2 separate regions of the Homo sapiens genome follow, and region 2 is linked to region 1. The links are chromatin loops, found by intact Hi-C in ENCODE. Cell type or tissue: PC-3. All regions are shown on one strand. Links, peaks and the distances in the headings refer to the core of each region. The heading gives the core; the rest is flanking DNA.

Evidence for each region. Hi-C counts contacts between places; a loop is a spot of excess contacts. Peaks named below come from ENCODE experiments on the same cell type or tissue, not always from the same donor. Only the 100,000 strongest peaks of a DNase experiment are listed, where the experiment ranks them.
Region 2: a loop joins it to region 1, with 5 times the contacts of the local background. A loop is called at or near these places in 4 of 110 quality-filtered maps.

The regions. Positions count from the first base shown.
Region 1 is chr2:233,845,065-233,860,980 of GRCh38, forward strand. HJURP (Holliday junction recognition protein) reads right to left here and starts at 9,471. Exons shown (of 9, transcript NM_018410.5): 1 at 9,320-9,471; 2 at 8,780-8,846; 3 at 7,501-7,556; 4 at 4,699-4,795; 5 at 2,333-2,397; 6 at 664-756. The coding sequence starts at 9,436. RefSeq lists enhancers at 5,328-5,828, 9,353-10,345 and a silencer at 9,413-9,672. In PC-3, for the core only: no CTCF peak of the experiment used is centred there; a DNase peak (open chromatin) is centred at 9,627; H3K4me3 peaks cover 3,671 bases; H3K27ac peaks cover 1,396 bases.
Region 2 is chr2:233,905,845-233,921,760 of GRCh38, forward strand. It overlaps TRPM8 (transient receptor potential cation channel subfamily M member 8), which reads left to right and starts at 11,529. Exons shown (of 26, transcript NM_024080.5): 1 at 11,529-11,588. In PC-3, for the core only: a CTCF peak has its summit at 9,522 (motif pointing left); no DNase peak of the experiment used is centred there; H3K27me3 peaks cover 1,094 bases.

The DNA of each region.
Region 1 (15,916 bases), core at 6,504-11,503:
GTGGGGACTATTGCTTCCCTAACTATGCAGCTTCAAATCCTGGTCCAGAGGTCAGGGCTGCTCTTAAGAGTCCCGTGTGTGGCCCCAATAGATTTTTTTTTTTTTGAGATAGAGTCTTGCTCTATCACCCTGGCTGGAGCACAGTGGCACAATCTCAGCTCACTGCAACCTCCGCCTCCTGGGTTCAAGCGATTATCCTGCCTTAGCCTCCCAAGTAGCTGGGATTACAAGCACGCACCACCACACCCAGCTAATTTTTCTATTTTTAGTAGAGATGAGATTTCACCATGTTGGCCAGGCTGGTCTCAAACTCCTGACCTCAAGTGACCCACCTGCCTTGGCCTCTCAAAGTGCTGGGATTACAGACATGAGCCACTGTGCCTGGCTGCCCCACTAGATTTTTCTGTGAGTTGCCCCAGAACAGTGGGCAGAGCACCCCTGCCAGGGCTCCCACCTTCCTGATGGCGCTGCCCTGGGGGACCTGGAGTGTTTATTCAAGAAGAGCAAGTATGTCAGCATGTGAATAAAACAATTTGGAAATCATTACTTCAAATGCTCTTTATGGGTTCTGTAGAAAAAACAAAAAGCATAATAACACTGTACCTCAATGTATTTAGTTTATGATCTAATTATATAAAAACAAACAACTGGGAAACAGATTACCTCAAAATACTCTGCACCTTGTAGCAGTATATCCACTTGGGTCAAGTATTTCCTTCTTAATTCATTTTTCAAAGGGCTTTGAGGCACTGCAGGCTGATCAAAAAAGAGAAGTCAGAATTTTTAAGAGCTTCTGAGTATAGCTGACCTTTTGGCTTCTGGAACAAACTGGCAAGCTCATTAATGTACAAATCTTTACATGATCCTACTCAAAGTCACTTTCACCTCCATGATGTTATTCAAAGTCACTTTTTCACTTCCTGCTATGTTAATAATCCAAAAGAATGTAAAAAGACACACACACACAAAAAAACCATGTCTAGAGAAGTTTATGACAGCATTGCTAGACCAGGAAAAAAAAAATCTGAATATTCATAGGTGAGTTCAGGACTCAACTACTGGTAATAACTTCAAACTGGTAAGTTTATAAGAAATTCAGTGCTCCTGGCTGGGTGTGATGGGTCATGCCTGTAATCCCAGCACTTTAGGAGGCTGAGGCAGGTGGATCACTTGAGGCCAGGAGTTCGAGACCAGCCTGGCCAACATGGTGAAAGTCCATCTCTACTACAATACAAAAATTAGCTGGGCATGGTGGTGGGCGCCTGTAGTCCCAGCTACTTGGGAGGCTGAGGCAGGAGAATCGCTTGAACCCAGGAAGTAGAGGTTGCAGTGAGCTGAGATTGCCCCACCGCACTCCAGCCTGGGTGACAGAGTGAAACTCCATCTCAAAAGAACCAAAAACAAAAACAGAAATTCAGTGCTCCAGCTCAGGAGGCTCTCCTACCCCTCCCCTGCTAGACACTGGAAATAGAGGGCGTCACCCTCTATCCTCTGCTGAGTGGGGCTGGCACTTTGGTTCTTGACTCTTGGTACCACCCACTTCCCCTTTGTTCCAATCCCTACACAATCTCTCAGTGAGCATCCACTTTCTTCCCCAGGACCACGGCCTTTTTCTTAGTCACTGAAAGTCACACATGGGTGCGTGGGAAACCCTCTGCACAAAAGTAGCAATTTTAGAGGAAAACCATGCATCAGGTATTCTGGCAGGCAACAGAGTGTGACACGGGGGCCAGGAAAGATGCTGGAGCTGGTTAAGCTCTGTGTAAATTCGCATCTATCCCAACCAAGGAGGATAAGAAGCACATCCCATAAGAAAACGGGTGGTTTCTGTGACCCAGGGGGCACTCTGGGAAACAGACATATAGATGACACTTACTGTTTGGGTTAGTGACGGCTGCCCAATGAGGCGACCTTGTGACTTGGGGCATTTGAGGACAGACCTGGAAATACTCCCTAGAACACCTCTCTTTTTACCCTGCCCCTGTAGGGGAGACTGACCGAGAGCCCAGCTTTCCTGTCGTGTGCTCATCCAGGCAGATGGCGCCCTGCCAACCACACTGACAGCTTTATCTGCAGAGTGAAAATCATCGTGAATCAGGCTTGCACTGGGGGTAGAACTGGCTGCCAGGTGCTAGACTGAGAGGAGGGCCTTACCGCTGAAGGGAATCGACACGAGGAAATCCGAGACTTGGAAGTAGCAAAAGCCAGCCTCAGGAGAGGACTTCCAGAAAAGTGCAGGCAGCGCTGCCCGCCTCAGGCCACATGGGCTTTGATGGACCCCTGAGCCCCCAAGCGCCCCCTCTGTCCATTCATTACTAAAGGCAGCACTTACTGCTAAGGCCCAAGCAACTGACTCTTCCTGGTCTGACGTGGCATCGACCTCACCGCTTTTTGAATCTAAAAGTCAAACAAGTAAATCTCAATCAGGATTTTCAGGAAGGAGTGCATTTTCCTCTCAAGGATGGTTTTGGCATCACTTCGAGTAAGTTGTACAGTAAAAATCCCCATTGCTTCAAGGGTGCACCCACTGGAGCCATCTACGGCTGCCCGTGGTTCTTAGTAACCCAGAGAACCCCTAGAATGGGAAACTGCCTGGGGCCATGGAGTGAGGAAAGGCAGATTCTGCACCACCTCCAGCTTTCCATGGCCTCTGAGCCTGGAAGTTGAGACGCTCAAGCCCAGCACTGCTCGACAGAACTTCCGGTGACCATGGAAAGTTCTCTGCCTGCTGTCCTAGGCCAGCCACTAGCCACACCGGGCTACTGAACAGCTGGGATGTGGCCAGTAAGGCTGAGGAAATGGATTTTAAATTTTATTTCACTTTCAACTAATTTAAATATCATCCAGAGAGGGCTGGTGGGTGCCATACTGGGCAGTACATCTATCAAATAACTATTTCCTGTGATTTCAAGCGGTTGGGGAAATTCATGGACCTAAGGATTTATAGTTAAAATCTGGATTAATAGCAGTAAACACATAGCACCACAGGTAAATATCCTCATGAAGAGCTTTCCAATTCTACTCTGAAAGACCACCAGCTTCCCTTTAGCGACTCAACACCCATCACTAACTATTGGTGTAGGCAAGGTGCCAGGAAAGGGACTGGGCAGAGGGGGACAGAGGCTGCGGAAGGCCAGTGTCCAGGAGAGACAGGTGTTTAAAGGCTAGTGACAAAACTGTTTCGCAAGCAGAGGAACCCAGGTCTAAAGAGCTCAGATAAGAGTGGGGGTCTGTTCCAGCCTGGGGATCACAGGGGCTTCCCGGGGGCAGCAAGGAGGCCATGCGGTCAGGCAGGACTTCAGGCCCCATTCTGGGTTCTGGCCTTTTACCCCAAAAGCAATGGGAAGCCACGTGTTGCATCAGAGAAGCGGCTTGACCACATTCACAGGGGCGTCAGTGGGGCGGAGGGAGCCCGGGTGGGGTTGGAGGCTGGTGCTCAGCGGGGACATGAGAGCTAACGAAGCACAAGGCACAGGACAGGGATGCCTTGGCCATGAGGAATGAGGCAGAGGCTGAGATGAAGATCCTGGGTTTCTGGCTAACGCTAGAGGGAAGACGGCAGGGGCCTGTACTGAGGCGCAGAGCAGAAGATGGGGAGCCTGTCTGTCGGGCTGAGTCTTAGCTGTGCCAAGTCTGGACATGAAGTATTGAAGCAGAGGGGCTGCTGGGCAGTAAAACGCCCCCAGTTGAGTTCTGGCTGGAGGTTACAGTCAGCACACAGAGAAGCCATGGCTCCACCTGGGGGAAGGGCAAAGGCAGCTCAAACAAACCCTCTAGAAAGGGCATCCAGCAGGGACGGGAGGCGAGCAGACTGCAGGCTTGGAAGGACGAAGACAGAAGGAGGAAAACTGGAGGAGCATGGGGCCGAGGAGCAGGGGGCCACAGAGGCCCAGGCCAGAACTTCTGGAAGGTTTAAATGCAATGGAGAGCGCAAAACCCAAAGAATAAAACCCAAAGAATGCTAACAGGATTTAGCAATGGGGTTGTGAGAAACCTCACCCAGAGTTGGGCTTTAGAGATGGAGCCGAAAGGAGTCGGGAGAGGAGGAACACACGGGGTTGGTGGGGTAGGGAATCCATGGCACCAAACGGAGCAGGTTATTTCACTCTGGTGGTAAAGGGAACTGGGCAAAGGGATGTGGCAAGGAAGGGGCCCAGGACAGGGGAGAGCCACGAAGGGTCTGATGTATCTAACGTGAGTCTGAGCGCATCTAAATACCGACGGATGGATCCAGGGGACAGAGACTGAAGACAGAAGGAAGGGGTGAGGGACAGATTCCCTAGAAAAGAGGACAGGATGGGGGTGGGCAGTGAGACTGGCCTGGGGAAAAGGAAGGAGCCTCCTAGGAGGACGAAGTGGGAAGCTGCCCTATAGAAGTGAGGGTTCACAACACCACCCTGTAGGGGCAAATCTTAAGTCTTACTAAATCTGGATATTAACTTTTCACATGGAGGGGCATGTTTATTTACTCAAAAAACACCTGAGTACCATTCATATGTCAGGCACCGGATGTAACTGTGGGCAAGGCAGAGCTCAGAAGGAATCAACAGGGTACTTTAACATGATTTTAGTTTTTAAGATATACCTTAGAAAAAATAAAAACTTCACTACTGAGGAATCTAGGCTTTAAGCTGTTGTAACAGGTGCGTCAGACCTGGTCCCTCCTGACTTCAGTTCTCTGACGAAGGCAACACTCACCGGCTCCCAGGACTGTGCGGTGCGAGGGAAGCTCAGGACCCCAGGCTGCAGCTTGCACGGAGCCATCTGTCCTGTCCGCGGGCTTCATGGAGGAGTCCTCCAAGTGCAGAAGCCAATAAAAACATGGTTGTTTGAGTGACAGCACATTTCAAAGTCACCGCAAAATAATAAAACTGCAATCCTTCTGTTAACACAGGAGACAGCAAGAGCCTGCCACAAGGCTTCTCTTCTCCCTGCATGTCCACTTTATAAGAGGCCTCAAGAGCGTAGGAAGGAGCTGAGGCTCCCCTGGGTTGCAGCGGGGGCTGCTACTTAAAAAGCCACTTGGAAGGAGCAGGGAAAGTCAGGGGCCCAGGCACGAGCAGATAAGCTCACACCTCCTAACAGTGGCCCAGGGATGACAGGGACTGGGGCAAACAAAAAGCCAAATTGAAACAGAACAAAATTGTCCTGAGGTCATCAGCGAGAACAGAGAAATAGGCAAGTGGCCCCTGGGCAACTTCCTGTGATCTTTAAAGAATATGCTGGAGTATTTAAGGCGGGGAGGAGCCAGTTTAAGCCCAAGCTAACGCACAGAGGCAGCTGCTTGTCCTGACCAGGAGCTCATACCTGGTGGGCAGAGGTGGTCGGGCGGCCACACTCCTGGTCAGGCCTGCTTCAGCTCTCCAGAGCCTGCTCTATAGCAGGCCCCACGAATAATCCCAGAGCATGGCATCGGTGGGTTCTCAGTAATGAAATTCAAGCATTCAGGATACCAGATTGGCTGAAATATTAATATTTTAGGAACCACCCAGCCTTATAAAAACAGGGCGTGAGAAGGTGGCGAGGCCTATACCGTTAGGGATGGTCCTCAGGTGTCAACTCTGAGGGTTCAGAGGACTTGGGGCTACCCAGGAGCACTACAGGGTAACTGAAGCCCACTTCCAGAATATCAGAACCTTTGCTTCCAGTGAAACCGTCACGTAAGGTGGAGTTTACAGGGTTGTTTTGTGGCTGTGTCTGAGGCAGAACCTGGTTTGAGAATCACAGAGAAGCAGACGATCTACACCAACCCCAAACTATGTGGTAGCTCTGGTAGCTACAAACAGAACCCAGGCATTGTGTTATAACCAACCCAGCACAGGTCAACACCCGGCCTGCCAGGGCCCACAGCCTCCCCCAGCCTCCAGGGCGGCAGGAGCACCAAGTCGTCTGGGAAAAGGTGAAGGCGGATCTGGACACTGTCACCAATAGCAATTACAGTGAAGTCAGAGATGTCCCCGCTGAAATCTCAGGCTACGCCCAGTTTCCTAATCCCAAGAAAGGGTCTGAAGATTCTGGAGACCCAGGTAGGGTTCCTCCTACATTTTAAGCAAAAACCTTAAATAAATCTTTAAATGAAAACTTTTTGCTACCAGGACCATATTAAGCACTGGTCTAATGAGTGGACATCTGTATTATGCATAATTCAAAGAGTATATATACTTTAACCCGATAATCCCACTTCTCAGCATTTATCGAAAAGGGGGACTATCAGTATTGGGAAGAGACAAGGACCGGGATTTTCTCTGAAAACCATTTCTAACAGAGGCTTTATAAATAAAGTTTTATTGGAACACTGCCACGTACACTCATTTACATATTATTTTCGGCCACTTTCCTCCTGCAACACAGAGCTGAGTAGTTACAACAGAGACCATAGAGCCAGCAAAGCCTAAAATATGTATCATCCGGCCCTTTGTGGAAAAAGTGTGCTGACCCTTATTTATTAATAAAGGAAGCCACAAATAGCTAATTGCCTATCAACAGGAGAGCAGTTAAAAAAACATGATTTTTTAAATAATTATATAATTTTATAATTATACAACAGTTGATGAAGAGAAGAGTTTGCCAGATGTATTAACCGGAAAAGTGAGGGAGAAAAAAATGCATTTATAAAGATATGTATTATAGGGAATCACATTGTACTAAAATAGCATTAGTGACCATCTTTGCAGAGAGGAATCAGCTCATTTATGTAGTTGTATGTACTTTTAACATTTTTATGACTAGAATAATTAATCAAGAAGATTTGATTTCAAATTTGCTGTTAATATCGTCACATTGATCTTGATGTTTTTCATTCTTTCATACAGGTTCCTTGACCTGTGACCACAGAGAGGAACCATGTGGCATCTGAGAGGCAGTGATTAACTGAATACCAGATAACCTGGCAAAAGCCACTGTGGCAAAAGGGCTCCTGGATGCCCCCGTAGAAAGGCCAACAGCACCTTCCACTAAAATAACGGGTCTCAGAGCGACAACACCCTCGGATCAACTAGGCAGGGAAGCCAGGGTCTTCCGAAGGTAGAAAAATGCAGAAGGAAAGATGTGTGATCCTCCAGGCTGCACCTCTCCTCATCTCTCTTCCTCCCCTTTCAAAACAGGAAGAGAGACATTCTTCTTCCCTAGAAGGAACTGGATTTGGTATTTTCTGTAAGGACCCAAACAAAGTGAGTGCCTCGCTGGGCTGGCACGTGACCTTGGGGAGGGTTACCCAACTGGCCCAGCCTCTGCACATGTATTATCAGAGCCCCTCAGCCTGTGACACAGGAAACACAGGGTGATGAAAAAGGCCAAATATTACACAGTGACTCCTTGCACTTGACAAGCTACAGAAGAAATGCTTCTAAATCCTTAAAAACAGAAAGAGTATAATCATGAGAAAAAGTGCCCCGTGGTGGCCTCTGCGTAAGCTCAGAGGTTGGGCATACCCACACCTTTATTCATATGAATACTCCTCCACAGCAAGGTTATTTGGCAATAAAATTTGACACTAAATACCTGGATCTCTCCTTCGTTTCTTTCCTTTATTAGTCTTCCACCCCAAATTCTCAATCCTGAAGAAAAGAAACAAAAATGACCATTTACATAATCCTGAACGCTGAACTTCTGCTCAATCTGTGTTCACCAGATGCCAAAGTGACAGGCAAAAAAAAGGTACAATATTAAAACCAAGCCAGGTTTCTGATACCCTGCGATTGTTCCTCTTTGTAAAGTTTCAGGTTTTTAAGGCAAATTCGTCATTCATGGAAATCTCTCCTACCTACTAGAAAACGGCTCATCAAATTACATCATTAGCCCAAAAAGTTAAATGAAAACAAGGAACATATGACAGCGACTGTCCTTAAAATATATAGAGGGCAATCTATATACCATATAGAGGGAGTAAGCACTTTTCGCAGGCAATCTCTACATCCCATATACTGAATGAATGCTTTCTAAGGGCAATCTACATGTTATACAGAGACCAAAGGGTAGCAGACCTGCCACTGGAATATTTTAGTTTCTGCCTGTGTAAACTTTTCACCCAAGATGTGTCTGGATTGGCTATAAAGGCAGAAAGGTAGGATTTCTTTTAACTCAAGGAGCAGATCTTGTGAACCTTCTGTGTCCGTTTAATGCAACATAGAACTTGCTCTGAGGTTTGTTTTCATTAAGTGATACTGAGTTAGTTATAAAGCTATATGGGAGGAATTGACCCCAGCCAGTGCAAAGTGTCACCAGCTATTTACCAAAAAGAATCCACAAGATTTCAGTCCGTTTACATTAACTATTAAACGGAATGCCTTCTCCTCCCTATTCAAGTACTTGGAGCCTCAAGGAAGACAGTTACTACTCCAAGTTAAACAGGGCAAACAATAGTCAATGTGAGTATTCACAGTGCGGGGCGGGGTACTGTTCACAGTTTCATAGGGATTGTACGTGACTGTTACAACACCCACGCCCAGGAGACATTATTGTCATCATCCTTCCCATTTCACAGATGAAGACACTGAGACCAGTCCAGCTAAGCAACTGCCCCACGCTGCCATGGTGGGGAGGTGGCCAGCGGGGATGCCAACCCGGTAAGCCGGAGGCATGTGAGCCAGGAGGCACCTATGTCTCTTCAGGAATTGTTCTAATAAGTAATTCAAGTAATTTACAGGTTTAAGGGCACCAATGTTTTGGTTCCTATTAGTTAGGTGAACAATGTTTACTTCTTAAGAGAGCAGGGACAGCATTTCAACTACTCCATTCACACTCTTCACCCGAATACTCAGAAGGTGGGGAAGACCCTTACCCTGTGGCGTCTCGTAGGTCAGCGTGGCCATTTGCACCACCGGGGTGTCCTCGAAGGGCTGGTTGTACTGCGGAGGAGGAAGGGGCTTCCTGTCAGGTTCCAGGGCCACGAGGGGCCCCAGACCCGGGAGGAGGCGGCGCCAGCCCGTGAGAGGCCGTTAGTCTGGCCTGGGGCGCCCCAAACGCGGTCTCTGCAGCGGAGCCCCCAACTCCGCCTCTCTCGTCCCACTCAGGAGCACCCCCAGCCCCACCAAACCCTCCTCTCTGCACCCGAGCCCCAGGCCTGCTTCCCCACTCCCCGTTCCGGAGGCCCCAGTCTTTCCTCCCCGTCCCCGCACCGAAGCCTTCGGCGCTGCCTCCTTTTTCCCTCTCCGGAGCCCCCAGCTCCGCCTCCACCTTCTCTCCGCATCCAAGCCCCAGTCCCGCTTCCCCAACCCCCGCTCCGAGTCCTCAGAGCCCCTTCCCTTCCCGTCCTACGTCCCCTCCCAGCCTCACTCCGACACGCAGGCCTCCCCTCCCGGCGGACCGGCGGGGGCCGCACCTTCTCTATCAGCCGCTGCATGCGCCTCTGGAAGCGGCGGCGACTGGCCCTGAGCTTCTGCAGCAGCTGGTCGTCTTCCACGTCCTCGCCCTCCATGGCGCGCAGCGTACCCAGCATCGGACCCAGCCAGTACCCAAGCGCCAACCCGGACTGCAGGGCCTCGCGCGCCACAAACTCAAATAGGAGACTCCGCCCTCCCTGCCTTCCTCTCGGTTTTCTATTGGCTAGAGCGGAGAAGCCGGGCACTGATTGGGCCTTTCAAACAAATTTGCGTCCCACCTTCCGGCCAATCCACTCCCGAGTTTCCAGCCACGCCCCAATGTCCGGCGGAAGGGAGGGAGGGTCTCCGGCCGCCACGGCCGGTGGTAGTTGTACAAACAGCTGTGTGCTTATTCATCAGCGGTGCTGTGCGAGATCCGGTGGGATGCGTGTCATCTCCCGCGCTGTGCACCGGAGATAAGTGCGGCCTGGAGATTTCTGCGTGACTTGCTCTGGGTGTCGCCGCTGGGCGAGGTCCGCCTTCCTCACCCCTCCGCCTGGGATCCCGGCGCAGTTTCCAGGGCAGGGGCCTAAGAAAGACAACCCCAAATTACCAACCCAAAAGGAGGCAGGATAGCGAATATTCATCTAGAAGGAAAAAATAAGTCTCAACGAATGACACATTTAAAGATGCTGACAAATGCGATACACATCACAAAATCCAGGAAAATACTTCTATTAACCCAGCTTTTTCCCTATGTATTTCTGATTGCATATTCTGCTTCTTCATTGATATTAATCTTGTAATATTTTCTCCAGAGAGAAGAGCAAGATAAATCAGTCTTTAGTATGGTTGATGGAATTTATGATTGACATCTTAGGAAAGTTTCATTCAGCTTCATCACTTAACCACATTTGTGTGCTTGTGCTGATATGATTACCATAGTATGTGATTGAAAATAAAAGCATTACTGAGCACCAGGAGGTCCCTTAGAGGGGGCTCTTCACCTCCTTTCAGCCTGCACGGCAATTCTATCATGATGTCCTGCGGAAATTTAGGTGGGAGTGGGTGGAGGGTAAGAACTTCAGGGCTCATGTAGTGTGTGTGTCCACAAAACGTGTTGCGTTGTGCTGGACACAGAGATGTGCTGGCCTGATTCCCCTTAAGATGCCACAGCTGCTAGGAGGGCAGTTGGCAGGGGCCTTCAGTTGTCAGCCTATTCTGGGATGATTCAGTTGCAGAGAACTCCCTCACCCAAGGTCCTGCTGCCCCAGGGTGGCCCAGCACCAGTGACTGATCCAGGTGGGAACAGGAAGGCTGTATCATTTCAGTCTGATGGAAGAAAACCCTGGGCCACTTTATCTTCCGAGCTCTCAATTCCACGGAATTGGATGGGGTAACCTACCAATCCTGTTTCTTTCCTTCCCTTCCTCCCTATATAAACATCCTCTCTGAGTCTTCTCCAGTTGCAGGATCTACACATTTAACTTGTACCTTTTCCAATTTTCACAAACAGACCGAGGTGTCTTCCTCCTCCTTCCTTAGGAGTGTTCAGAAACTTAACATGCTCTTCCTTGGACTCTGTGCTTCCCACACATAATTTACTTTTCAAACATCTAACTGGGCCCATTTAGAGACTTGAGACCTTGAATAAGATTTTCTTTTTTCTTTTTGAGTTTTGGATGATTGACTCTTCCATTGTTACCAGATAGAGTTGTCCAGGTTCTTGGTGTGTTGAACAAAGAATTGAACAAAACACACAAAGTAACAAAGGAATGAAGCAACGAAAAACAAAGCAACAGGAGAACGGAGTAAGGAAAGCACAGATTCATTGAAGACAATTCACAGAGTGCGAGCGGACTGGAGCCCGCAGCTCAAGAGCCTCTTCAATTAGGGTTTTTATAAAGCCAAAAGAACTTGGCAACACCCCTGGGTACCCTTTAGAGGCCTCCAATTGGTTACACCCTATGAAGGATTGGCCTGTGACCAATCAGAGCCTAAAGTGGAAACTTGGCCTGCAGTCATTCAGGGGCTGAAGTGGAAACTTCTTTCTTGTTATCACGGGAGTGAAGATGTAGCCTATGTCCTGCCCAATCTTGCTTAAAACTGGCTGCACCTGCTGTTCTCTTGCTTATGCGAACTGGCTGCATCTGCTGTTCCTTTGCTTATGCCTCAACCCTTTGCTACCCCAGTTCCCTATTCTCCTGCCTCACCATGACTCTCTAACAAGCACGATAGTACCAGTTTTCAAAACTGGCGTCTCCCAGGGCTTATTCTCTATTCCTGGGAAACCATTCCAAGATTTCCTTTGCTGGCTTCACTGACAATCCAAGCATCTGCCTCTGTCCTAGGAGTTTGGGGGCAGCTTCAGTGGAAAGATTTCTCAATCTCAAGTTCAAGTCTTTAATTGAAGTCCAAAACATACTTGCTTTAGCCAAACTCCTTCTGAGCCAGCCAAAGTCCATGCATTAACCCTTATTGTTCTGGCCTGGTGGTCTTCCAGTCGTCTCTGACTGGCTTTCCCCATCCCATGGTCTAAAGTGGTGCTCCAGCTAAAGAAAGAAGAACCCTGTATCATGCTTCTCATGTGATGCTGTAGCAGGACAAGCCGCAGACAAAACCCCTCAGACACCGAGTTAAAGAAGGAAGGGCTTTATTCAGCTGGGAGCTTCGGCAAGACTCACGTCTCCAACAACCGAGCTCTCCCGAGTGAGCAATTCCTGTCCCTTTTAAGGGCTCACAACTCTAAGGAGGTCCATGTGAGAGGGTCGTGATCGATTGAGCAAGCAGGGGGTAAGTGACTGGGGGCTGCATGCATCAGTAATTAGAATGGAACAGAACGGGACAGGGATTTTCACAGTGCTTTTCTATACAATGTCTGTAATCTATAGATAACATAACCGAGTAGGTCAGGGGTCGATCTTTAACTACCAGGCCCAGGGTGTGGCGCCAGGCTGTCTGCTTGTGGATTTCATTCCTGCCTTTTAGTTTTTACTTCTTTCTTTAGAGGCAGAAATTGAGCATAAGGCAATATGAGGAGTGGTCTCCTCCCTTAATGCCATTCTCTGTAACACCTCACCCTACCACCCTTGGCAGCCTAACCATATTACTCCAGACCTGCTAAGCAAACTCCTTTGCCACCACTTTCCACTCCCACATAACAGGGAAGGATCACAAGTCAGCTCCTTCCCCAGCAGCAGGTTTCTGGGTGCAGCATCTTGGAATCTCACAGGGTTTCCAGAGATGACGGCGGGTGGCTCCGGCTGCCCCTGCACAGTGCCCTCTACTGGCCGGGCTGGGATTTCCAACCCTCCAAGTGCTGTTTAAATGCCTAGGAAATAGTTCTCTTTAAAGTTATATTACGGCTGCTCTTATAAAATGTGCCTGAATTTTGCTTCAAATAAAAGAGATGGAGACTTATTCTGCATGGAGTTGTCATGTAAATATGTTTCTGTTGGAAAGGTGTGGAAATGTTACCACCAGTCTGTGGTTGGAGAAGCGCAGCTTTTGGCTGGTCCCAGCATTGACACAGAAACTGCTGTGTAACGGTGAGAATGTCAGTCTAAGATAAATTATCGCAAACATCAGACCCCACCTATTAGGCTGCTAAGAAAAGGGTTTGCTTTTTTCTGTTGCCCTAGAGCTGATGCAAACACAGAGGCTGTGAAATAGGCAACAAGCTGACTTTCCACGAGATGTCAGCCAAAGCTCACAAAATGTGTTGTTTGATTGAATGAGTCTCACATCTAACTGAAGTAATTAAGGATGCTGGCAAGAATTTAGCTGGAGGATCTTTCGTGAAGCAGTTTATAAAGTCCAATACTAGAAGGATGGCAAAATAAATGATGATAGATACTTGTGTTCTATTGGCAAGAATTTTGAAGAAGTGTAATTATTGATATCAAAATTCTATATGATCTGTTTAATACAAAAAGGTTATAAACCTGTATTATGTGTGCATTTAAAAAGTATATATTATATAATATAAAGTATGATTATACATGTTTTAAAAGTGTGAGTATATACGTCTCAGAATGTTTCCAGGGCCGTCTCTGGATGATGGTGTGATGAATTATTTTTAATATTAGTTTTCCATAGCTGCATTTTCTAGAATGAGCGTTTGCTGTGCAATTATGAGTTTGCATTACTGATGTAATTAGAAAACACAGGGGGCCAATTATCTTAGTTCATTTTGTGCTGCTATAATAAAACCTGAGAGTAATGAACCTGTAATTTATAATGAACAGAAATTTATTTCTCACAGATCTGAAGACTGGTGAGTCCCAGCCAGACTGAGTGATTGGCCTGTGGTGAGGGTCTGAGTGATTGGCCTCTGGCGATGGTCTTCTTGCTGTGCCATCTCATGGTGTAAAGTAGGAGAACAAGAGAGGGCAAGAGAGAGCAAAAGGGAGCCAAACTCATTCTTTTTTTTTTTTTTTGAGACAGTCTTGCCCTGTGACCCAGGTGGAGTACAATGGCATGATCTCAGCTCACTGCAACCTCTGCCTCCTGGGTTCAAGTGATTCTCCTGCCTCAGCCTCCTGAGTAGCTGAGATTACTGGTGCGTGCCACCACACCTAGCTAATTTTTTGTATTTTTAGTAGAGATGGGTTTGGCCAGGCTGGTCTCAAACTCCTGACCTCAAGTAATCCACCCACCTCAGCCTCACAAAGTGCTGGGATTACAGCCACTGTGCCCAGCCTTCAAACTCATTCTTTTATGAGAAACCCACTCCTGTGATCATTTCCATAATAATGGCATTAGTCCATTCCCTCTGCCATATGGCCTAATCACCTCTCATTAGGCCTCACCTCCCAACTCTGTTGCATTGGAGATTAAATTTCCAATACATGTTTCTGGGGGACACATTTAAACCACAGCACCCCTCATGTGTTTTTACCTTGGCTTTGCAAAATCAGGGGCCATTTATCCAAATAAGACAATGGCCCCAAACATTCTAAAGCTGCTATTGTACAGCAGGTACAACACATAGTTGGTAGCAATATATTCAGCTTTGTCTTTTCAGTTCAGATATTAAGGGTGGTCTTATCATTCTACGGCAAATCCAAAGTTTCTACTGAGGTCGTTTCAAGGACTCTCCCTTAGAAGCATTCTAGGGCATTCTCAGGCCAACAGGTATACTCACTGGGCCTCTTTGCCAAACTCCATTTATCCTTCATATCTGCTGCCAGGTAAGCCAGCCTCAACACTGAGTTCTTGATAGTTTCATTGAGCTTTCATTGCTGAATTTGTTACCCTAGGATTTATAATCAAAGTAATTAGATCTAGGTATTTCTATAAGATCATTAGACCTTATGGTTTGGGGATAAAAGATTTAGTAAATACCTTTGCTTATTCTCCTGCTGCTTGCTGTGTGTGTGTGTGTGTGTGTGTGTGTGTGTGTGTAGGCAGTCTTATTTCAACTGTCTTTGTTTTGTCCTGGATTATCTTGTGTTTATTGATCGCATAAGGGAGTGTTCCACGAAAGACAGATGCATATATGTTGATTATTTTCTGCTTCAATCTAATCCAGTCTTGAAGACAAATGGTTAGAGGTTCCTTAGACCTGTGACAATTATGTGAAAAGGCAATTAGTCGAACTTAGCCTTGGGCACCCTACAAAACCTTCATAATGACATTTATACTTTTGTCAACTTGTGGAAGAAGACCTCTTTGCTCAGTCTATATTTTAGGTCAAACAATTGTTGGGTCATTGGCAGCCTCGTTGATTTCTAGCTTCTGCTTGGTCTAACTTCTGACACCACTCATGAGCGCGCACTGTAGCACAGTCGACTGTAGTGACCCATCTTCCTTACGTGGATTTGTCTGTATCAAATTTTCAAACTCCTGCAGAAATTCTTCTTTCTATCTATAGTCTCATTATGATCCTTACTCTTGCATTCTTTTAGGTAAAAGGCAAAAGATGGCAAAAAAGATGGCCATTTTAAGGAAAGTTTGCTGTGTCAAAATCAAATCATATTTTAGGAGGCACTCTAGAAAAACTGGGAGGCAAACACACCAATCTTTCAATAGTCAGCTTCTTTATTTGGTGTGGTGGAGCTGAAAACACAAGTTGTCCAAGGACACTAACCTTCTGAAACCCACCCTGTTTGGATCTAAGCAACTTTTAACTTGTACCCCTTCTAGTCTTTTTATTCCTTCCTCCAATCTTCTAAATGAGTTAGTATTGCCTTGGGATTTCTCAGGAAAGGAACATTCATGTAAATGTGCAAGATCAGAAGGCAGATATATAGACATTGAATTTAAAACCTAATTTAGAGCTGAGTCAAAGACAATCTGTACAGGCTGCTATTAACAGGATACCATAGACTAACCAGCTTATAAACAATAGAAATTTATTTCTTACAGTTCTGGAGGCTGGGAAGTCCAAGATCAAGGTGCTAGCAAGGTAGGTTTCATTCTGAAGCCTCTTGTCTTGGCTTGCAGGTGGCCATGTGCTCACATGACCTCTTTTTTGTGCATGTGGGGAGACACTGTGTGAGAGAGAGCAAGCCCTCTGGTATCTCTTCTTATAAGGACACTAACCCTATTGGATCAGAGCTCCATCCTTATGACCTTATTTTACATTAATTATATACTTAAAGGCCCTACTTCCA
Region 2 (15,916 bases), core at 6,672-11,671, 61 kb after region 1:
CATGGTGGAGGGGCAGTCTTTTCTCATTCCCCTGGGCCATGTTGCTGTCCCTTTTGGGGACTCCTATAGAAACAATGCCTACATCCATCAGTAAACCCACTGCGTTTTAATTCTCCATTTCTGTATCTTCCTCCTTGGCTATATTGTAACTCCTTTCAAGTAGGCACCGATTCGTATGAATCTTTATAACTTCAGTGCTCTGCATTAGGCCCGTACATAGTTGGCACTAAATCACTGCTAGGTTAATGAATGAATTGAGTAATAAACTAAAGAATAAATCAATGAGTAAAAGGAGAAGGTAAATATGAGAGGGTGTGTCTGAGCACATGAGCCAAGGGAGAATTGCCATTGAGGTCCATGCTCTATGCAGACAGCTGCTTGAGCAGCAGCAACTTGAGAACAGCAAAATGCACTTAGGGAAAAATCACTGAGACCTTCCATTAAGGTTTGATGTGCAATGATGGTTGGCCATGAACTTGCATAGCAGAACAACAATCCCAGGGAACAGAGTCCTCATGCAAACAGAGCCTTTCCACACATGAAAAATGTGACGCTTGTTCATCTGACTTTTATTGAGTCCCACCATGTTCCAGTCTCTGCTTCTGGCACTGGGGACACACTGGTGAAAAGGCTAGAAGGGGAGAGAGACCATCAATGATGTGTAACACTGCACTGAAGATACTAATGTCAAGTAGTGCTCAATGCAATAATGAAAAACAAGGCAAGCTGATATGACAGAGTGGCTAGGGTGGGGGATGAGCAAGGGCCTCTGGATGATAGAATGGCTGAACAGACACCTGGAAGAAGATAATAATAATCAGAATATAATAATGATGATGATGGGGCGGGCGCAGTGGTTCATGCCTGTAATCCCAGCACTTTGGGAGGCCAAGGCAGGCGGATCACCTGAGGTCAGGATTTCAAGACCAACCTGGCCAACATGGAGAAACCCCGTCTCTACCAAAAATACAATAAAGTAACCAGGTGTGGTGGCACATGCCTGTAATCTCAGCTACTCGGGGGGCTGAGGCAGGAGAATCCCTTGAACCCGGGAGGAGGAGGTTGCGGTGAGCCGAGATCACGCCATTGCACTCCAGCCTGGGCAACAAGAACGAAACTCCGTCTCAAAAAAAAAAAAAAAAAAAAAAAAGATGAGCACTTCAGAATGCTTGCTGTGTGCCACGCACTATTTTGAGTGCTTTATTTGTATTAACTAATTAAATATCTCTGAGGATGATGTAAATTTCCATTTGTTACATTTACATTTGCCAAATTGCTACTTAACAAAGAAGAAAACTCTATTTTCTATTTGCACAGAGAGGTTACCAAGTTCACATAGCCAATGATGAGCAGCGGTCTGACTCTTCAAAGTCCAAACTCAAATCATAATTTATTTGCTGTTAATAATCATATTGATAATATTAATAGTTATAATCACAATGGTGAACAGTTCTTAAGAAAAATATTGCTTTGTGTGCTTTACATGGGGTTGACTCATTTAGTTTTCACAAGAACTCTGGGTAGATACTATTATTATTTTCATTGTTTTCTAGATGAAGAAATAAGCTCAGAGAAGTTACAAAAGTTGCTCAAGATTACACAGGTAAAATGGTGAATTTGGAATTTTCACCCAGGCAGTCCTCTTTTGAAGCCTGAGCTCTTAACCTCTGCCTTATACATTTTTAGGCAGCCAGGTACTAGAAGATCTGGGGGAAGGAGTTGTGATATAAAATGAAAGCACTAAGAGCCCAAGAAGGAATCAAGGGAGAGAGCATAGGGAGACAAGGTCATAGGTTGTTTTAGACAGGGTCATAGGTTGTTGTAGATCATCATTTGGAGTGGATTGTTGTAGATCATCATAGGGAGTGGGCTGTTGTAGAACATCATAGGGAGTGGGTTACTCTAGATCATCATTTGGAGTAGGTTGTTTTAGACCATCATAAGGAGTGGGTTGCTGTAGACCGTCATTTGAGTGGGTTGTTGTAAACCACCATAGGGAGTGGGTTGTTGCAGAACATCATTTGAAGTGCGTTGTTGGAGATCATCATAGGGAGTGGGTTGTCATAGACCATCATCTGAGGGGGTTGTTGTAGACCATCATCCGAGTGGGTTTTTGTAGACCATCATAAGGAGTGGGTTGTTGTAGACCATCACCTGAGTGGGTTTTTGTAGACCATCATAGGGAGTGGGTTGTTGTAGACCATCATCTGAGTGGGTTGTTGTAGACCATCACCTGAGTGGGTTTTTGTAGACCATCATAAGGAGTGGGTTGTTGTAGATCATCATTTGAGTGGGTTGTTGGAGACCATCATTTGAGTGGGTTGTTGTAGACCATCACGTGCAGTGGGTTGTTGGAGACCATCATGTGCAGTGGGTTGCTGTAGACCATCATTTGGAGTGGTTGTTGTAGACCATCGTATGAAGTGGGTTGTGCTGACTACAATGGGAAGCCACCTGTCAGTCTGAAAAGGGGACTGATATAATCCAAGAAGTATTTTGAAAGGATGACTTTGGAAGAGGGTGTGGAGAATGGATCCTGTGAACAAACTGGAAGCCAACAGACTAGCTAGGAGCTGTCGCCAACTTCTAGAAAAGAGATGGTGGCACCTTGAATGAAGGAGGTCAGCAGCAGTGACCAGAGAAATGGTCAGATTTGGAATACACTGAATCAGATTTGGAGGCAGAAATGACAAGTTACTGGTGGACTGGGCCAGGGAAAAAGAGAAGAACCAAAGATGACTCCGGGATACTGGTCTGAGCAATTAGTTGGCCAATAGTGTAATGAGCTGATGTGGGGAAGAGATGCAGGTTTGGATTGGGGGTGTGGCTTGGAATCAAACACTCTGGGACCTATTAAGTCAGAGGTGCTTATTAGACACAAGAATGGAGACATTAAAGATAATCCTTGGAGATTTCTTAAAACATGACTTCTCCCACCTTAAGCTTAAGGTATAGCTTAAGAAGGCAGCTGGAACAGCCTCAACTTCTCTTTGAGCTTCATCTGGGCCAACCTGTCTCCCTGTACCTCTTACTCTGAGTGACTCTGAGTACGTGCATGTGTGTATGTGTGTGTGCATGTGCACACGTGCGCCTCGTGAGGTTCAGCAAAGAGGTTAAGCAAAAAGACCCTGGAACCAGATGGTCTGGATTTCAAGCCTGCCTCCACCACTCGCCGGTTATGTAACCATGGGTAAATTACTTAATCTGTTTGTGCCTCAGTTGTAAAATGAGGTTGATGATACCAGTAGTACCAACTCACAGGTTTCTTGGGAGCTTCAGTGAGTCAGTACAGGTAAAACACTTAGAAATGTGCTGACATACACCAAGTACTCAACAAATGTTAGCTAACGTCACAGGGGAGTGTGCACCCGTGCACATAAATGTAGAGAGTGTTTGTGACTGGAGAAATGTTAAAAATAGAAATTCTTTATTGGATAAATGGTTTAACACCTTCCTGCTTGAGATAGCACTATTAGAGTATGGATATAAGGGGCAAAAGCTGAACAGATCCTTGCTTGTTGGATACCGCATCAAAACAGACTCGAACCTCCTAATAATAGGTACCTGTTTCTTCCTTACCTAACAGTCTCAATTTTTACAAGACTGAATTCCTTGCATGTGGAGTTTTGCCTTAATCATGTCTGAATTTGCAGCCCCCAGCCCAGAGGCTGGCAGCCAGCTGATACCGGACAGGGTTCACAGGGGCCAGCGCTCTGTGGAGCCCATTCTTCCTCTGGAAAATGTCTTTCCCATCAGGTTACTTTGGGGGCAAATATTCAATTATCTGGGGCTGCTTGGCTGTTTTTGTCTCTGGCATTTGAACCCATCTCCACTCAGAGACCACTCTGTGGGATGGTAATATTTCTAATAATCCTAATTGTTCATTGCTTTTCATGTTCCCTTTTCCATTACACCTCACTGCCCATAGCCTTCATGCTTTTAAGTAGCATTCGGCATCTTCCCTGTCTTGGGATGGGTTTCTCGTCCCCTAGATCAGAAGGAAGATGGAGCAGTTCTGCTAACCCGAGTGGTCCTGGAATGTGTTTTTCTTCCCATGCCGTTACCACATAAAAGTGGTCAGAAATCACTCAGATCTTATTTTGTCTTCTCAATCCAAGTTTCGGTAATTCAGATAAAAGGTAAGAAATGGGTTCTTAGTGCCCGGAGCTGTAAACTGGGATAGAGGTCATGTAGGCCAAGGTCATATAGGCCAAATGGATGACTATGTGAATTTTTAATATAGAAAATAGTTTCATTTTCTCCCACACTCAAAAGCTGAAGCACCCTTGGGCTGCAGTCAGGGCAAAAATATTTCCTCAAAAGCCCAGTTCCCCTAACCTCATTTGCTTTGTCTAGTACTTGAATGCAGATATTTAAATGCAGTTTCCTCTGAGCCTCTTTGAAATTATCTACTTTACATTTCATCTCCTCTTTCTAATTCCTTGCTTATCGACATCATTGACAAGCTTGAGTCAAGGAACTTGTCTGACAGTCGAGGGATGTTAACACATTGCTGTTAAAACACAGTCTTGTATAAGGAGTTTACCTCTGTCTCAGCAGTGGTTCACATTTACTGATTCTTTACTCTTTAGGATGCCCATGCTTTACAGATCTCTGCAGGCAGTGTTATTGTCAGAGGTGAAGACACTAGGCTTATAGACATTGCCCTGGAACCTGGGCTTTAATACAGGCTGGTTTGCCTCTGGAGACGGAACACTTAATGACTATGGCATTCTGCTTTACGCTGAAAGATTTAGTATAAAGGCATGGGGAAAATTGTCATTATTCACATTTATGTAGGTGGACATCAAATACTTTGGTCTTGGAGTCTGCATTATTCTTGGTCCTTGTTAATTGGCATCTCCATTCTCTCTCTCCATCCCTAACTCCATCTACACCTCCACTCTCATCTCCATCTCTGTCTCTGACTCCATTTCTGTCTCCATCTCTATTTCTGTCTGTATCATCTACTGTTCGTTCTTGTTCCAAGTTCTAGTGTGGGTTCTCGCATGCGAAGCAACTTGGATACCTGATAGAAAGTTCACTGAAAAGCTTCATGTGGCCCCTTGCACCTGGGATGACTGAGGAAAGCTCCTCATGACCATGAAAGAGTTGAAAGCTCCTGCTTTGTCCCCTGGGTGTCTTGACTCAGCTCTGCCTTTCTTGTTGCTCTCTTCTAGGCCTCCTGAGCTGAATGACATACCATCCCCCACGAGTCATCCACGTGTCCTTCTCCAACTCATCAGCAAATTGTGCCGGCTCTTTACCATCACAACCACCCTAAATCTGATGACATTTCATCACCTCCATGGCCCCACCCTAGGAAGTCCAAGCCACACTCATCTCTAGTCTGGACCACTGGGCAACACAGAACTCCACCTGTCCCCCAGTCACCTCCCAGTCACCTGTGTGTGCTGCAGCCAGAAGGATGGTTTCAAAGACTCACAAAATCACTCCTTTCCCTGCTTAAAACTCCCGGAGGCTTCCCATGATATGCAGAATAAAAGCCAAAATCTGTATAAGGGCCTACAAAGTCCTATATAATCTGACTCCTGGCTATTTTCCCACTCATTCTTTCCTCTCTCCACCTCCTTCACTCGGTCCTGGCAAGCCACTCCAAACTTTCGCCTCTCCTGTCTGCCTGGGCTGCATTTCTCCCCACCAGGTCCTCTTTTCTGGCTCTCTTGTTTCACTCAGGTCCCCCTGCCCACTTCTTACCTCTGCAGAAAGACTTCTTCAGAACGTCGATCTGAAAAAACCATCCTGCCGCTGTCTATTCCTTTCCCCTGTCTTAGTTTTTATATTACTTGGCACTATCTGGCATTTTTGTTTGTTGTCTGTCTGTCCCCCTGTCTGGGATGTGGGCTCCCTGGGGGAAGGGGTGTGATCTGCCATGTTCATTACTGTAGTACCATGCCTGAAACAGTGTCACAAAAGCTGTGACAGCAGAAGGACTCATCAACATAAAGCCTGGTAACTTACTTTATACAACACATCAGAGAGAGCCAAAACTCTGCCCTGGTTCCATCAATGACCCACTAAGATGCCAATTGCTTAATCCTTTGAGCAATATGTTAATTATTAAAGACAGCTGTCATTGGGATACACACCTTAACATTCACCACAATTGAGTCTGTTCTGTGCAGTTTCCTTAATATGCTTAAGTACAAAAATTGTATGTCCCCTGAATGTCTTCTGGATAACTGAGAAATGAGGTGTTTTTCCTACAGTAACTAATCATATCAGAATAGAAACTGAGATCTGTGGTTATTACTGCAAGGCCCCATTCATTCTCTCATGTTCCATTCTCTTCCTTGGAAAAAGAAGACAGTGGGCAAGAGAAGATCAGCTTTCTTTCACATTTCATGAAGGGATGAAAATAATTTCCTTAAGATAGAGTTCAGAATGGGAACTATATCAGGTTAAAAAGAAAGAACAATGATGTTAAAGACATTTATGTAAATACAATAGTAGGATTCATTTATAGTTAGAAAAGAGTAAATCACATTGGTTGACATCAAACAAGAGAATAGGAATTGGGATGATCTTATAAAAACCCTCACTTGAATAAAGCAAATTGTGAAAAACTCATTAAAATTACAGCTATTGTAATAGAATAAAAGCATCTGTCCTTTTCATATACCCATTAAAATGTCATGTTTTATTATTCAGGCTCATGGAGAGTTTTTTGATTTTATAGCATTGGTAGAAGGATAGTTCTCTGGGGGTGGTACTGATATTTTGACATTCCCAAATTATTCAATACAAACTTAATCTCTAAAGAGGCATGGAGCTCCATAGATGCCTGGTGAGGTCACCCACAATGGACCTGGGAAGATGTGAAGCTTAAATAAGGGGCCCAGGGCAATCTAGCCTGAGGCCAATGGCCGTCTGGCCATTGAACCTTGAACTCAGGACTGGAGAAAGAGCTTCTTGCTTGAGGCCAGAAGAGACAGAGAGAGACCAGAGTCTGAAGGAGCTGGCTAGACCTGATTCCATCAGGGAGGGGAGAGTTCCAGGGACTGGGGAGACTTATGAAGGGCACCAAATCTAGAGGGACCTCTTATCCCCTAGGCACAGAAAGCCCTGGGTTTGCCTGGTGGGCATTCTCTGGACCACTCTTCCGGTTCTTGCCTTTCTCCGTGTTGCTGGCCTTGGAGCTGACCGTGGTGCTGACAGGAGTCTGGCGCCTCCTGCGCCCTTGCTATCATTGTGTGTACTGTGGACCCGCAGCATCGGCTCACCTGGTAAGAGCTTGTCAGACATGGAGAGTCGTAGGTCCCACCTTGTATCTGCTGAACCAGAATCTGCATTCAACTAGATTCCCAGATGATTCATATGTACATGAAAGTTTGAGAAGCATTATTTATCACTTTTTATTATTCTACTGCAGAATTACTGGGGATGTGAAATGGAGGGCTGAAGGCAGAAGGGGATTGTTGAAGGTGGGTAGAGTTGCATAGATTTGGTTTATAATGGGATTGATCACTTGAGTGGCTGAGAAGGATTCCATGGTTGTTTGCAAGTGTGGGCTATGCATGTTGGAAGCACACTTTATGCTAGGAGCTTCCCATCAGGTCATTGCTTCTGGGACCTATAAATGCATTATTTGTACTGTTCATTTGTAAGCTAGAGGGTCCTATGGATCTCTATGTTAACTTGCACTATATCAGCTAGAAACTTGTCCAGACTCAAAATTATATCAGAGAAGTTGAGGTACAGGCCACAGTTTCTATGGAACCGTGTGTTCTTGATGGATGAGTTGCCTAAGTCATAAGCAATGTTGAGTTGGTGAGGTAGTGAAGCAGCCATGCTGTTGACATAGGAAGTGTAGCCAAGGATCTGCCTTCCTTTTGACTGTCAGTGTATAGGTCACAGAATATTAAAGAGAACAGAGATGGTGAACTGAAGGCTGTAGTCTGAGAGCAAGGTAATTTTTGAAGACAGCCAGGAAAAGGGTTGGAGCTGCAGTTATGGGACTAAAACAAACAAACAGTGAGGGAGGCCTGGGCCACTGAGAGGCCTAGAGGGTGTTGTGGCATGGGAGGGAGTAGCTCAGAGGCTGGATACAAGGGCTGTGCACATGTACTGGAGAACTCAAGGGCTTTGTGTGGATGAGGTGCCACAAGCCTCCTCCTGGGCCATGGCTATGCTTTGGGACCTGCCTGTGTTGCTCATGAAAGCAATGTTCTAGCACTGTGTGCAGGCTTCCTCAGCCAGTCCACTGTGGTGGAGCAGATGCCCTATACTTACTGCCCTCAGAGCTTTCTTAGCATTCGATATGCCAGGAGCTGGCGTGGTCAGCCCATGGTGTTAGGCTGAATACACTCACTGGGAAGGACCAGGGTCTTGGCAACAGATTCATTGCATATTTGCGCCTCTGGTGCCATGGTAACCTTTCTTCTTCCTGATGACCTACACCTATATTAAAGTTTATAAAACAGTGGCTGGATGGTTGGAGGATGCAGGTGGACAGAAGACGTGGAGCCTGCAGAAGTAAAGGGTAAGTTGTTAATTCTCCTGGAAAAGGTGAGATCTTGTGTCTCTTACCAGGAGAGGCCAAGAGACAGGGTTATGGGTAGCACCCACTGCACCCTTTGCACAATGGGAGGAAGGATGTATGACTTGATGTGCCTCCCAGTTGTGTGTTCATCAGCTGCAATCTGCTCTTCTCAGGAGTTAGTGTCAGGGAGTGTCTGTGCCTCCTGTACAAGGCTTATTGTAAAAGACACCTGATGTCCTTGAGTGACCAGAGTTCTAACTTGGGAGTATGTGCCCACCTCCATCAGTTGCTACCAGTGTGTCAAATTCTCTTCTACACTTGGCTAGGGCTAAGATTTAGTGAGAGGAGCAGAATGAGCCCTGCCGGTCCTCCTTTTTCTAGTAGTAGGAAGCAGCCTCTTCTTTGCAGTGTGAGCCAGTGGCCCCTGGACCCTCAACTAGTACCTGAGGCTTCTCTCCTCATCAAGGCCTCAGGGGGAGGCCTGAGCTCCTGCCAAGAAGGTAAGATCAGGACCCAACCAGAACTCCAGCTTCCTGCATACAGTCAAGAGAGGGAGGCAGGCTCATGGGTGGCTGCGGTGCAGCCTCCACAGGACTCTTCATGGGGGAAGACTCTTCATGGAATGCCTGGGGTGGGAGGCCTTCCACACTGACCAGAGAGCCTTGTCCCTTCCACCAGCTCCAGTACAGCAAACTCAGCCAGAGAGTGCAGTGCAGAGTCAGTGGCATCAATGCATTCACATTGCTCTGTAACCATCATCATCATCCACCTACAGTTTGTTCAGTTTTAATGTTTTCTCATGGCACAAAAAATAGGGAAGCCAAGCTGAGAGTCTGAGTCTGCATATCTAGCTGGAAGTATGCAGAATGGCTCTGCTTATCTTAGTGGGGGAGGAAGGTGTTCAGGGACAAGCAGGGACAGTGCTGTTAATTCACCTTTGAAACCTGCTTTGAGGAGTAAGTGGCTGAAAAACGTCTGTGTGTGACTGAGGTTGCTCAGGGCAGCCACCTTCTGGCATTAAAAGATAGTTCAACAATCCAGCATCTTAAAAAAAAAACCAAAACAATTTCTATCTATCTTGCTAGATGAATTGGGCATTTTGTTGCGTCTTGGATGAAATGGTAAATATTTACATTATATATGTACACCTCTACTTATATCTCTCTATCTCCATCTCTCTCGCTCCCATTTCATGAGGATGCTTACTTACAGCAAGGATCCATTCACGTATGATTTTAAGGACTTGCTAAAGATATTTGAATACAACTTGTTCAGGCCAGATCATACATTATCTGCTGTGGATAAAACAAGTTTGGATTTACAATGAAAATTGAGATAGAACAAAAGACTTGCTTAATAACCAGAAAATGAATGAGAGAAGTCCACATGAGCTTAATTAATTGGCTCAATATTTCTCTCTCTCTCTCTCTCTCTCTCTCTCTCTCTCTCTCTCTTTTCTTGAGACAGAATCTCACTCTGTCACCCAGGTTGGAGTGCAGTGGCATGATCTCGGCTCACTGCAACCTCCACCTCCCAGGTTCAAGGGATTCTCATGTCTCAGCCTCCTGAGTAGCTGGGATTACAGGCACGTGCCACCACACCTGGCTAATTTTTGTATTTTTAGTAGAGACAGGGTTTTGCCATGTTGCCCAGGCTGGTCTTGAACCCCTGACATCAAGCAATCGGCCCGCCTCAGCCTCCCAAAGTGCTGGGATTACAGGCATGAGCCACTGCACCCAGCTGGCTCAATATTTCTAACAGCTAAAAAGCTCATTTTGCTGCTCCGCTCCTCAGATGGACTTGCTCCCCTGTGCAGTGCTATATATGTGCTTGGGGACCATGCTGGGTATGGGAGTTTTTAGTCCTAGGACCCATATTTAGAGTAATTCTGAGATTTCTCTGATTCTCTCTCTCTATTTCTAGCTGGATCTCTTCTCTCACGGGTCCTCATTCAAATCTATCATTTCCAGTTTTCCACAGCCCCCACCCTTCCCTACTTACTACCTAACACTTGGCTGCTCCCTTCATCTTTATGACCTGTCTGAGCCTTGGAATATTTGAGTTTGAGACCTCTGTCTGGAGTCTTTTGTCTCTCTTTGTTAAGGGGGTTTTCTTCTTGAATTGAACATGCTTTCTGCAGGAGTTATCACTACAACCCTATCCTTCCTTTCAGACCTTGCTCAAATCTCTCTGCCTTTGCAAAAAACCCCTTCACACTCCTTCTCTTTCATCTCTAACCTTTTTGCAAGTGTATGTCTTGTGCAATCAGTTCCTGAAATACACTATCCTATTTGTATTTCTCTATGACATATGCTTCATATGAAAATAAAATAGAAATAATGGCCAAAACAGAGGAACATTAGTTATAATATAACTGTTATGTTTGTGGCACGTGATTTAAGTAAAATGACCGAAAGTTGCCCACTGACAATTGTTACTTATTTCTTCGAGGAGAGCTCTTCCAAAGTGTAGTTTAAAGGGGACAGGAAATAGCTGTAAATTAATGAAGCTGGATTTGCTCACCTCCATGATGCCCTCTTGCCTGGCCCAATACTGCATTTAGTTGGTATGAGGAAAGTTCACAAAATCTGCAAAAAAGCAATGTTGGTTAAATTTCCTCTATTTAATAATTTTTTTCCTAATCTTAATTAAGAGCTTTTAATTTATTAATTAATCTTGTCATCACTTTCTATAATGAGCATTTCCCATTTTATTTGTGGTTTTTAAAATGTGCCATTAATTGCAGAAATTAAGTATTAGTATGATTTCATACTATGGTGTTATTGTCAAGCTAAGAGCAGGAATTTGGTATCATTTCTTTATTAGCATTTAAAATACCATGTTCACTAATTATCCATTCCCTACTCGTATTCCACTGCTAAATTGCTGCTATGCTTGGAGGCTTTAGGAGTCTTCTTGCAATTTCAGCGGCTTAAGTTTTTTGTTCCTCTGCTTAAAAGAACCTCAGAGAAGAAGGCGGGGCTAAGAAGATTCCAGTTATAAAAGCTTTCCTCCTCCTGTGGGGAGAGACCAGCAGGATCCTTGGGTGAAAGAAAATCCTGCTTGACAAAAACCGTCACTTAGGGTATGTCATCAACTTTTGCTTTTTGCTTCTCCTTAAATGTTGCCATTGCTGTAACTTGTAGAATAGTACGAGTTTGTGTCTCTGGGAGGGGCATCATTTAGTTTTTCTATGAAGATTTGAAACTAAAGGAAGACAAAAATTTAAATTCCTCAAAGTGTTGTGGGCATAAGCAAATGCGGGTTCACAGATATATCTAATCCTCACTTAGATTTATTTAGAAATGTAGAATTATTTGCTGAATTTTTGAATGACTTTAAATATAATTACAGTTTTCTGTTTCTGATTGAAGGAGTTAGAAACTCCCTAAATGAGCTTTAATGAAAAATTCACTGGCATCTGAACTCTGCAACTGACTATCTGAAGCAATCCTATTGGGAACATAATAAAACAAGTTTTTTCTTGAATCAAGACTATGGTGAAATGTAAATTAACATCAAGAAATAATGCATTCAAATAGTAAATATTCTTTGATAATGAAAGGAGCGGGTATATTTAGCTTGTTTTTACATACTGTGTTTCCTTCCGTTCTTCCAGCCTGTTGAAACAGGCTCATCATTTGTATTATTTATAAGCAAGAGAGAAACACTGAAGGGCTGGATGAATAATTAAAGGTTTTATTTCCATTTAATTTTCAATCCATTATTGCCAGTGCTGACTTTTTCAGTGTTAGGATTCTTGAGCTGAACATAAGGAAATGGTTATTCCTTAAGACTATTCTATATGTGCTAATACAAAGATACTGATCATGAGAGAAGTTTTAGCTTGTCAAAATCTTGACAGTGCAAAGGACTTACTTCCAAGGTTGTGACTTTGGATGCATATTTATTTATAATTTGGAAAAAAGCTGTTTATTATTATTTATTAATAAGATATTTATAATTATATTACAAATAATATAATTGTTATAGAAATAATATAATTACATTATAAATTATAATTACATTACAATTTATAATAATAATTATCACTATCTTTGTTTTGCCTAAGAACTGATATCATTCTTGGCACCTGTGAAGACAGTAGGGGTCCAGGCTGCATAGGGACCCCTGCTTTTCCTCTTATTCTAAGAGGGTCTCAGCAAATAGCATCTTGGAGCATCACCTGCTGCCTGTATCTACCTCCTGTTTCTCACTTCTACTTTTTGGAGCAGGATACCTTGGGGTCAATGACTTCGGGAGCCTCCACTGGCTTTTGCTATTTTCCTAGTTTTCATCCATCTATTCAAACTGAAAAAAATTTGGCTGATAGAGGCAATTAGAAAAACAGGATAATGCCTACAACAAAATAAATCTCAGCTCTCTCCTGGTGGTGACTGAGACATGGAGGCACAGATGCCTAGTGACCTTTTCAGGTATTGTAACCCTTGTATGCACCCCTGCCATGCCCCTGCCAAAATAAGAGTGGAGGAGATCTCTCTGGATGGTGTCATTTATATTTGAAGCTTCTGCAAGTGTTATACTCACCATTTTCATGAATAATTGATGGCTCAAAGAGTGGAGATGGCTGGGGTTTGGTGTGGGGCCCTTTGGAGCATTTTCCTTAGAGTATGAACAAGTTTTTCCTCTCTCATTCAGTGTGCAAAGGAAAACATCTTGTTTCTCCCCCCACCCCATTTTTTTTTTAATCAGAAAGAGACTTAGAACTAGACAATCCTGATTGAAAATGACACTTTAGGACTGATTTGACCATGGTGATAGGTGAGCTAAAAAGCAACTTATAAAACATGCCAGAAGCCTTTTTTTATTAGGATAATAAGAGCACACTAATATTTTTTTTGTATTGAGTTCAAAGGATGCATGAATATTCTGTTGTTCATGAGTGACTTCTAGACTATTTAAAATTATTCATGACCATTGATAATAAAAATAGTACCACGGCCAACCTCTCCCCTCAGCAAACAACATGAGGTTTGTAACCCTTTGTTTAAATTTTGGCAGTGTACTAATGTTGTTAAGATGACAATCTATTTCTTCTCAAAGCTGTATTAAAGTGGCACAAATTAGCTTAATGTTTAAGATTGGGTCTCAGGCCAGCCTGCTTGATTTTGAATTCTGCATCCTCTACTTATTAGCTGTGTGACTTTGGGAAAGTTACCTAACCTCTCTGTGCCTTGGTTTGTCATCCATCTAAAGGAGAAAATAATAATCCATATAACTCATGGGGAGATGGATCCATGTAAATACTCTTTAACGTATCCATGTAAAGAGTATTTACATGGATCCATCTTGCCATGTGTTATATGGATTATTATTTTATTACAAGTACAGTGCCTGGCACATAATAGACATGACACAATACATAACAGTTATTTATTACTGACATTTGGATGGTGTTCCTGGTCTGATGGAGATGTATGTTTCATGTGCAAGCAGGACAAATTGTAATGTTCAGACATTCAAGTTGTGACTACACAAGAACACAAAGCCAAAATTAACATGATATTGCCGCTTGAACATCCAATCAGTTACCTGCATGTGTTTTGAAAAGATTTGATTATATGCTCTGGAAACATTTTATTGCACTTTAAGGACAAGGGGGTCCTTGGTGTGATCTGTGGGCCAGTGGTCCTCTGAAGGTGGTCCTGAGGCCACCTCATTAGCACCTGGGAACTTGCTAGAGATGCAGAATCTGGGGCTCACTGCAGATGTCTCATGCTCTTGAGGTGGGGCCCAGCACTCTGAGTTTTAATAAGTCCAGTGAGTCAGCCTGCAGGATGACGTATAGTTTCCTGTGTGAGAAACTGTAGGAACTGTTGGTCCTTAGTTTGTAACTGCCATCTCTCCTGATAGGTATGGTAGGTCTATCGTGAAGTTTTGAAAAAAATGTGAACGGTATTTCAAGAGTCCATCTTGATTTTAATTTTTACTGAGGTTATCTCTATGGTGGTCATTAAGATTCCATTAAATTCATCAGGCCCATTTGAAATTTTTGAGAGTAAAGACCATGAATAGAAATAATTGAGATTATTGATTAAAAACATGAAAGCAAAGATTGACATAGTTAAACAAGTAAATCCTAGAACTGGACAAATCCTTAGCTATCTCTCTGTGAAGGTCCCTTCCTTTGGGCCTGCCATGGAGATAATTCCATTGAATTTTACTTTCATGGCATAGCTTCAACTTGCATTCAGGACATTCTAAGAAATAGCCAGGCTAAGTTTAGTGCTGTAAGTCTTGCATGGCTGTGCAGGGATATTTACCACTATGTGGCCCAGTGTGCTTTTGGCATAGGCATTTTTCTTTTAACTTATTATTTTGAGATAATTATAGCTTCACAGGAAGTGGAAGAGGAAAAAGCATAGAGAGGGTCTGTGTACTCTTCACCCAGTTCCCCTCAATGGTGACACCTCATGTAACTATCATACAAGATTAATACCAGAGAATTGGCATTGGCACAATGCAAAGGCTTTATCAGATTTCACCATTTTTTTTTTTTTTTTTTGAGATGGAGTTTAGTTCTTGTTGCCCAGGCTGGAGTGCAATGGTGTGATCTTGGCTCACCGCAACCTCCGCCTCCTGGATTCAAGTGATTCTCCTGCCTCAACCTCCTGAGCAGCTGGGATTACAGGTGCCCTTCACCATGCCTGGCTAATTTTTTGGTATTTTTTTAATAGAGATGGGGTTTCACCATGTTGGCCAGGCTGGTCTCGAACTCCTGACCTCAGGCGATCCACCCGCCTTGGCCTCCCAAAGTGCTCGGATTACAGGCATGAACTACCACGCCCGGCCCCAGATTTCACCACTTGGACATGCATTCATTCATGTGTGTATAGTTTAATGCAATTTTATCACGTCAGTAGATTCGTATAACTACTGCCACAACCGAATTTTGGAACTGTTCCATCACTAGAAAAGCCCCTTCACTCTGCCCCTTTACAATCACCCCATCCTCCTCATCCTACCTGTCCCCAAATGTAGGAGTTCTTTTCACCCTGGCCTCTGTATCAGGGAATGTGGGTTTGAAGTTAGTTTATGGATGCCTTGAAGCTTGTAATTGACTATGTTCATCCTGTCAACCTAAAATAATCAAAAGGCTCAGGATCCAATTAAAAGAGTTTATTCAAGTGCAAAGATGAGGGCCGCCATCCAGACAGCAGAATGACAGCAAAGGATGGTGATCACTGCACCTGGGATGGGGAAAAGGGAGAATCATTTATACAGGCAAAGCCAGAGGTGCCGAACAGAAACACATTTTCTTTTTTCTTTTCTTTTTTTTCTTTTTCTTTTTTCTTTTTCTTTTCTTTTCTTTTTTTTTTTTTTTTTGAGATGGAGTCTTACTCTGTCACCCAGGCTGGAGTGCAGGGGCGTGATCTCGGATCACTGCAACCT